2 separate regions of the Homo sapiens genome follow, and region 1 is linked to region 2. Evidence: read pairs that join two places in POLR2A ChIA-PET (ENCODE). Cell type or tissue: A673. All regions are shown on one strand. Each heading gives the region's core, and the rest is flanking DNA. Links, peaks and the distances in the headings are about the cores only. Region 1 overlaps JADE3 (jade family PHD finger 3). Region 2 holds the start of LOC124905183 (a long non-coding RNA gene).

What was found. Peaks named below come from ENCODE experiments on the same cell type or tissue, not always from the same donor. Only the 100,000 strongest peaks of a DNase experiment are listed, where the experiment ranks them.
Region 1: POLR2A ChIA-PET joins it to region 2 with 6 read pairs; 2 of 35 experiments call an interaction of 5 or more read pairs at or near these places.

The regions. Positions count from the first base shown.
Region 1 is chrX:47,022,407-47,026,803 of GRCh38, forward strand. JADE3 (jade family PHD finger 3) reads left to right here. Exons shown (of 11, transcript NM_014735.5): 5 at 2,318-2,508. Among named protein-coding and RNA genes, the nearest start is that of RGN, 54 kb to the right of the region's middle. In A673, for the core only: no CTCF peak of the experiment used is centred there; no DNase peak of the experiment used is centred there.
Region 2 is chrX:47,511,282-47,515,678 of GRCh38, forward strand. It overlaps LOC124905183 (a long non-coding RNA gene), which reads right to left and starts at 2,580. Exons shown (of 2, transcript XR_007068224.1): 1 at 2,421-2,580. It also overlaps the pseudogene NUS1P1. RefSeq lists enhancers at 1,489-1,990, 1,991-2,490. In A673, for the core only: no CTCF peak of the experiment used is centred there; no DNase peak of the experiment used is centred there; H3K4me3 peaks cover 672 bases.

The DNA.
Region 1 (4,397 bases), core at 151-4,150, 490 kb before region 2:
TTAAAATGTGCAAATGTGTGTCGTTGTTATTAGCTTTATTCAGGTTCATTATTTGGAATCAGGCTTTTGGAAGAATGCTTATTAGGAGGCAGTATTCTCTACATTTATAGGGTGGACTATGCCTGTATATATTTTATGTTTATTCATTGGAATATGTTTGTGTTTGTAAATCCTTCCATATATGTGATGACTCTAGAGTAAAGAAACTGGCTCTAGAAGCCTTCCGGAGAAATGATTTTCATTATTTTATGATGACATACGTGTGTTTATTTCTTTTTTTAGATGGACCACCTTGTTCTTTAAAATTGCCACAGAATAATAATCCAGATTTTTCTCTTGGTTAAATTTTCTGAGGCCTCATACAGTATTTAAACCACCAATAATAACTTGTTGGCATGAAAAAAATTTATTTTTTTCTCTGGTTTCCTTGCCTTGAGCCCTTGGATGTCAGGAAGGGTGAGGGGAAATATCAGTCTGCTTGGGCTTAGATTTATGGTTGCTATTGTTTATGGTTGGGAAATGGATTGAGTGTGCATAGCTCCATGGCCTCTTGGCTTTAACTCATTTGCATAAATAGTGAAAATAATAAGGAATATAAAAACAATAACAATGACGTTATTGAGCATCTATTTTTACTGTACACTAAGCCAAACACTTTCTGTTTTTTTCTATATAATTGTTATAATAGTCCTACAAATTTGGCATTTTTTCCCTTCAACTTTTAAGTTCAGGGGTACATGTGCAGGATGTATAGGTTTGTTACATAAATAAACGTGTGCCATGGTCGTTTGCTGCACAAATCATCCCATCACCAAGCTGTTAAGCCTAGCATGCATTAGCTATTCTTCCTGATGCTCTCCCTCCCCTCACTGACAGGCAGCAGTGTGTGTTGTTCCCCCTACCATGTGTTCATGTGTTTTCATCATTCAGCTCCCACTTATAAGTGAGAACATGCAGGTTTTGGTTTTCTGTTCCTGCGTTAGTTTGCTGAGGATAATGGCTTCCAACTCCATCCATGTCCCTGCAAAGGACATGATCTCATTTTTTTTTGGCTGCCTAGTATTCCATGGTGAATATGTACCACATTTTCTTTATCCAGTCTATCATTGATGGGCATTTAGGTTAATTCCATGTCTTTGCTAGATATTATTTTTATCATATTTAATGATTGTTATCCTTACATTTTAGCTAAGAAAACTGAACCTTATATAAAGTAAGTGGCCAGGCACAGTGGCTCACGCCTGTAATCCCAGCGCTTTGGGAGGCCAAGGTGGGCGGATCATGAGGTCAGGAGTTCGAGACCAGCCTGGCCAACATGGTGAAACCCCTTCTCTACTAAAAATACAAAAAATTAGCTGGGCGTGGTGGCACTTGCCTGTAATCCCAGCTACTGGGAGGCTGAGGCAGGAGAATCACTTGAACCCGGGAGGCGGAGGTTGCAGTGAGCCGAGACCATGCCACTGCACTCTACCCTGGGCAACAGAGCAAGACTCCATCTCAAAATAAATGAATAAACAAACAAACAAATAAAGTAATAGCCTGAGATCACCATGTAAGTGAGTGACAGAAAAAAACAAGCCTCTGTGAGACTAAAGCTTGTTTTCTTTACCACCATCCAGTATTGTCTCCGTGACAGAAAATTATTAATTTGGCTGAAATATATCTTTGGTATGGGATCTGGCTGTGCCTTTGTGCAGATATCGCCCCCTCCCAGGTTGGTTTCCTCTTCTAAATAAACTTGGTGGCCATTGTACCAAGAACACACTAATGTGACGACATTTTATTAGAATGAATGGGCCAGTCGTGGTGGCTCACGCCAGTAATCCCAACACTTTAGGAGGCCAAGTTAGAAGGATTGCTTAAGGCCAGGAATTCAAGACCAGCCTGGACAACATAGTGAGACCCCATCTCTTACCCAAAAAAAAATTTTTCAAACGTTAGCCAGGCATGGTGGCATGTGCCTGTAGTCTCAGCTACTTGAGAAGCTGAGGCAGGAGGATCACTGGAGCCCAGGAGTTCAAGGCTATGGTAAGCTATGACCTTGCCACTGCATTCCAGCCTGGGTGGTTGAGCAAGAGCTTGTCTCTAAAAATTTTTTTAAAAATTAGAATGTTGGGAACCAGGATCCATGAGGGTGAATAAAGAATATTGTAAGCAGTCAGTGAGTTAACAGCACATGACAAAACTAAATTTGTAAAACCATTTGCTTTCTAGAAAGGAATCTGCCATACCTCCCAGAGGGCATTTAGCCATCCATTCAGTGCCTGAAATCTGTCATTTGTTGATTGTTATCATTGTCTTTCTGTTGCTTTTCTAGGATTATAGCTGAGAAGGTAAAGGACGTTCTGTTTATCCGACCCCGGAAGTATATTCACTGCTCCAGCCCAGACACCACAGAGCCTGGCTACATCAACATCATGGAGTTGGCAGCATCTGTTTGCCGCTATGACCTAGATGACATGGACATCTTCTGGCTTCAGGAACTCAATGAAGACCTTGCAGAAATGGGTAAGTTCTTTTCTCACAAGTAAGTTGTGACTTAATTCATGTTTTTTTTTTAAGTTATCAGAACCCTTTAGCTTGTTTTTATTTTTGTTGCCTCCTTTCTTTTCTGGCCTTTTCATTTATTTTTCTCATTGATTTTATCTTATTTCAGTGAGATATTTCTTCAAATGCATACATAGAAATAAAGCAATAATATTTAAATATGACCTTTTCTTTCCTCATTCATAGTTAATGGCACAGATCAAGGATAGCATATAGGTCTCATGAAGTTGTTTCCCAATTCAGGAAGTTTGAGAATGGCCATAGCTGATTGGCCATAGCTGATTGGACTTCTGGTTGAGAATTCTGAGGCAGGTTCCTGGCCTGAAAAGCAGTGTGATCAGTGAGCAGGGCCAGAGGTAGAGGCCCCTCTGGCAGGGGCTTGGAGAGAATCTCCAACTTCAGTATTGAGCAGCACCACTGCAACTGACAGATTGCTGTGACAGTACCCCTTAATGCAGGACTTGCTACCTGGAAGAAAAGTTGCAGGCCTAGAGCAAAACATTCACAAAGCAGTTCTTAGCTACTTCCACGGAGTTCTAGAGTTGTCATACAATATTCAAAAGATAAAATGAAACAAAAACAAGCAAATAAATTTATGTTTACATATGGAAGTAAACATAATTAATAATTTTAAAGTAAATGTGTGCCATACAATACCATACCAACAATACTGAGAAATGCTAGGCTGAAAGATAACTCATTTTATACTTACACACAGTTCTTGTTCATCTGTTTTCAGTCTAAGCAGTGTTCACGTCCAAGTTTTCCTGTAGATCTGTGGGTAGTTTTTAAGACTCCGTATAAGATATGGTGAAGGATACATTTGATCTCATTTTTGTTTGAATCACATTTTATTTCATTTTTGTTTGAATCACATTTGTTCATTGTTAGTATAAGGATCAGTGGTTTTTCTTTTCTTCCCGCCCTCCCTTTTTCCTTTCTTTCTTTTGAGGCTAGTATCTGAATGCACATGAATAAAAAACTGAAATTATATTAAAGCAGTTTGGCATGGGAATGATAGTTACTCTGCCAGTAACCAATCCTTATTCCTTGATTTTTAAAGCTTTTTGTTTTATGTCTTTTCTTGCTCTGCCCCCTAAGAGGAGAGGGGAGTGGTAAATTTAGGGTGGCAACCACAAAGAGAAGGGAATGAAAGACTGACAGAGAAGTAAAATCAGAATATGAGGACATAATCAAATGGATTCATGGCTCAATGTGCGCTTGTGTTCATAATGCATATAATATCCATAGCTATCACAATCATTGCAAGGCTGCCTTTGGCATGAAACTACCTTATTATGAGGTTCCTTTGGTATTTTGTAATTAATTCTCCTTGGGTGAGTTTTTTAAATAAACTTTTTATTTTGGAATAGTTTGATTTACAGAAAAGTTGCAGTTAGTACAGGGAGTTCTCATATACACCTCACAGTTTCAGTTCCCCTAATGTTAACATCTTACTTTACCATGGTACATATGTCAAAACTACAAAACCAATACTGGTACATTACTGTTAACTTCAGACTTTATTGGGATTTCAAGGTTTTTTTTTCCACTTACAACCTTTTTCTGTTCCAGGATCCCATCAAGTATACCACATTGCATTTAGGCTTGTAAGAATTTTAAAAGAGGATTGCAGTATCTCAAGCTTTTCTTTAGGGTGAATGATATTGCAGTGAGGTGTCTAAGAGCTTAAAGTAAACTTTTTAAAAACAATATTAAGCGTATTATGAATTAAGAACTTTTTAAGTTGAGTGCTGACTACATATTAAGCACCATACTAAGCAATGTACCAATATTACTTCATCTCAGCTTCACAACAAATCAGTGGGTTTCTTATTATTATACTAATT
Region 2 (4,397 bases), core at 128-4,127:
TATAAAGAATGGTTTCTATCTAAGAATCAGCAGTGAGGGAAGAAATATTAAACACCTATCAAGAAATCAATTATTCATTTTAAAAATAACAGAACCAGTGCTGCTCTCTGTCATAAAAGAGAACATGTAAAATTTATTTTTATAGACTTTGGTAATATTTTATTTCCCCACAGAGGCCTTCAATCCTACTTAAAGATATTTTACACACAGTAACCATCAGGATTTACTGAGTAAAAATCTCAGGTATTAACCATGCCCCTAAAATGTGCTATTCCAAAGAGGAACAGGTTACTTTTGAGGAAAAAAGCTGCCTTGGTAACTTCCCTCAAATGTTTATTTTAAATAAAAATGGTTGATGGAAATATTTTTTAAAAGAACTTTGGGTATAATATGGCATACTGCCCATCAAACAAAAAAGGAAACCAAAACTTTCTTTCCATTTATAATAAGTTTTCCACCTTTACTATCAAGATTACAACTTATTGACCTTTTATGCTTGCTTGGTTTTTTTGACTGCCTAATCCAATGTTTAAATTTTTAAAAGTCTGCATTTCAATGTAGTAGGAGTTATTTTTCAAATAATCTTCAGAACCCAGAATACAGAGCAACTCTCAGAATACCAGAGCAACACTCTCAAGTCATACTTTTGAACCCAGAATACCAGAATACCAGACTTCAGAACCCAGAATACCAGAGCAACACTCTCAAGTCATACTTTTGACTACAATTAAGAGATGAAAATGGACGGATATCTGAAGATAGGTATTCCCTCTGCTCTGAAGGTGAGCAAGATTTTAACATGTGAGCAACACAGAACTCCACTCCTCTGGAGCTCCTTTCAACTCAGAATGCTTCAGTTCAGTAAGTCAATATATTATTCTTAAAAATTAAAGTTTGGTCACTAAGAAGGACTGAACAAAAATTATTCCCCTCCCGCCAAACACAACCAGAACAGTTCTAATCAGGCCCTCTTCTCCCCACAAAAATAGGGAAGTAGCTGGGCTGAAGACTTTAAGTGTGACATTTCAGTTCCTAAAACATCACTGCTATTTGCTCAAAGTTGTAGGTCTATGTATTTCCTTCTCCAATACGTCCCCATTTATAAGTTTATTTCCATGCATACAAACGTGCACATGTGTGCACGTGCACACCCACACACACACACTCACTCTCAAGTAAGACACTTTTTTGTGTTTGTTGATAAATTATGAGGATTATGAACCAGGTGTGTACAGGGTTTCATAGGTGCTTTGTAAACATCAGAGTCACTTGGGTCCTTTCCTCCACAAGCCTCAAATCAAATTACGCAACCAATGACCACTACTTTCCCAGACGCTGTTCACAGGCTGCATATTGACGAAGGGCAGAGAAAAAGTCCTCATAACTGATGTTTAGGTGGGAAGGCAAAGAGACAATCTCAGTCAATCTGATGTGCCAGGGAAGAAAGCCTAATGTGCTGTCCACAGGACCGAACTTCAATACTAAATCAGGATCAGGACAACCATTTGAACTAAGTAAACTGCCTAACGTATCTACATCCAAATCTGTGGGTCTCTTTTGCTTCTGGGCCACTAACTGGCAAAAGTCCTGAGCAGCTCTTACAATATCTGCTTTTCCATCTTCCGGAGACAGCACCTTCACTGCCAAATGGCAATTTAAAACTTGATCGTCTTTGTCATTACTATTTGCAAATTCTGGTGAGTATTTTGAACAATCTAGGCCCAGAAGTTCTTGCTGTTGTTTTAAAATTTCATCCATCAATCTGGAATTATTTCTTTTGAAAATACCTTGGTGGTCGTAGACGCTAATGTAGGAGATGCCCACGGCCATACACCACACCACGAGGCTCGCGATGTCCGAGAAGCTGGGTTCCTGCTCCACCTCGGTGATCACCAGGCCCATATGCACAGGCAGCTTCTCCAAGGAACGACCGTCCGCGCGCCAGCGCATCCGGTGGTGTGCGGCTGCCAGGCACGACCCCCCGCGCGGGTGCCGGTGGTGACGGCGGTTCCTGCCGACTGCCGGGGGCTTGCGGAGCGTGAAGCCGAGCGGCGCTAGGACCGCGGCAGAGGCGGCTCGGCAGCAGCGCCGCCAGATCCAGTTCCAGGTGCCGAACCGAACGCGGAGCCAGGAGGTGAGCGTGCGGTGCAGACAGAGCAGCGCGTGCAGCACCCGCCACACCAGCTCGTACAGCCCCGTCATACTCTTGTGGCCCTCGGACAACCCCTCTCCCTCCCGCCCACTCCCGCAGCGCGACGGCTTTTTATCCGCCCCTGCGGCCGCGCGGGCCATCGCTCCGCGTCCCCCCGCCCCCCGAGCCCGAACCCCTTTCCACTGCCAACATCTCACCTCGCCCCCGCCGCCATCTTCCCATGCCTTCTATTTTATACAAGCAAAAAGAATAGAAGAAAGCAGCTTACCTGCCACCAGCCCCAAACCTCACTTTAAAATCAAGTCAGTCCACATGGCCAAGGATGCTTGTCTTTTCACAGACATCCTCGAAATGAAACATCTGCTGCCTGCTAACAGCATGATGAAGACTCCAAACTTTCCCATCAACCACACGCTCTCCTGGAATACATCACTCCACCGTTATCTTCCTCTATATTCCAGAACTGAATTCTCATGACCTTTAACCTCCAGTCACTTCCCCAAATTGGAATGTGTAGGGCAGCAGTGAACTGCATAACCGGACCTAACATGCTTACGAAAACGTCTCCCACTTTTTCATTTTCAACCTCTCCATTACAAGTATTCCCATCCTTAAGCTTGGATATAGCTCTATTTCATTCATATATCCAATCTGAGATCCTCTTTCATTATTAGGTGAGTTAAATCATTTATATTCAGTGTGAGCTTTTGGCCTTCTCTCTAAAGCAGTGAGTCTTTTTTTTTTTTTTTTTTTTTTTTTTTTAATGGGACAAAGTCTCGCTCTGTTGCTCAGGCTGGAGTACAGTGGGGCGCGGTCTTGGCTCACTGCAACCTCCACCTCCTGGGTTCAAGTGATTCTCCTGCATCAGCCTCCCGAGTAGCTGGGATTACAGGCATGCACCACCACACCTGGCTAATTTTTGTATTTTTAGTAGAGACGGGGTTTCACCATGTTGGCCAGGCTGGTCTCCAACTCCTGACCTCAGGTGATCTGCCCGCCTCAGTCTCCCAAAGTGCTGAGATTACAGGTGTGAGCCACCATGCCAGGCTGAGCCGAGAGTCTAGCAGTGAGTCTTAACAGGGGGTGGTCTTGCCCCCCACGGGACATTCAGGAATATCTGTAGACGTTTGTTTTGATTTTCACAATGAGGTGCTATCAGCATCTAGTTTGTAGAAGCCAGAGATGCTGCTAAACATCCTACAATGCACAGTCTGCTCCACCCACCACGAAGGAGTTGTTATAGATGTTCAAGAGTCATATATTCTATTTCTTAATAATTATCTCCTAGAGATGCAATCGTTGACATTTCTGGGCTGTGAATCACTGGCCCAGTACACACGCTATAAATCACCTCCATAGAACACCCTGTTTTCTGACTTCCAAAGGCTCCTAATCACTGCTTCACACGCTCAGCAACACTGACCCCAGGATCTGGTGTTGATTAACAAACACTGATCCATAATCACTTCCATCTACTGTCCCCCCAAAACTCACTTACTTCATCCCCAAACCCCTTAATTACAAACACTTAATCACTAAGAAGCATAGATTTCATAAGACTAAGGCCCCACCCAGACCACATGGAACAAAAGCTACCCCACAGGCACCAGTCATATGGCCTCTAACCACTGACCCCTAGAGCACCCATATCCCAGAAGCCCACCAGTCACTATCTTGTAGCTTGGAAGTTGTCACTCCCATCCTCACAAGAAAAAGAGCTGAACAAACGGAAACAAAACAACTCTTCCCAGATTTGTCAGAGAATTGAGGGCACAGGGCAAACTGATGCCCTGAAAAAGTGGAAAGACAGCAATACAGAGAATCACAGCTTATCAGGAGCAGGCATGAGTAGGAAAAGGTAAACCAACAGATCAACTATTGGAGTCTGAGCTGCTCTCAACTACTGGACATGAAGTTCCTCTGTCCCCTCATCCCTGCCAAAACATGGCATGATCCAGCTCTCCAATTTATGGCAGGTGTAATGGGGCAGGTGTAAATAAGTTGATTACATCATGTTTCCTTTTATTTATTTATTTTTTTGAGACGGAGTCTTGCTCTGTTGCCCAGGCTGCAGTGCAGTGGCGCAATCTCGGCTCACTGCAACCTCCACCTCCCTGGTTCAAGGGATTCTTCTGCCTCAGCCTCCCAAGTAGCTGGGATTACAGGCACCCACCACCATGCCCGGCTAATTTTTATATTTTTAGTAGAGACAGGGTTTCACCATGTTGGCCAGGCTGGTCTCGAA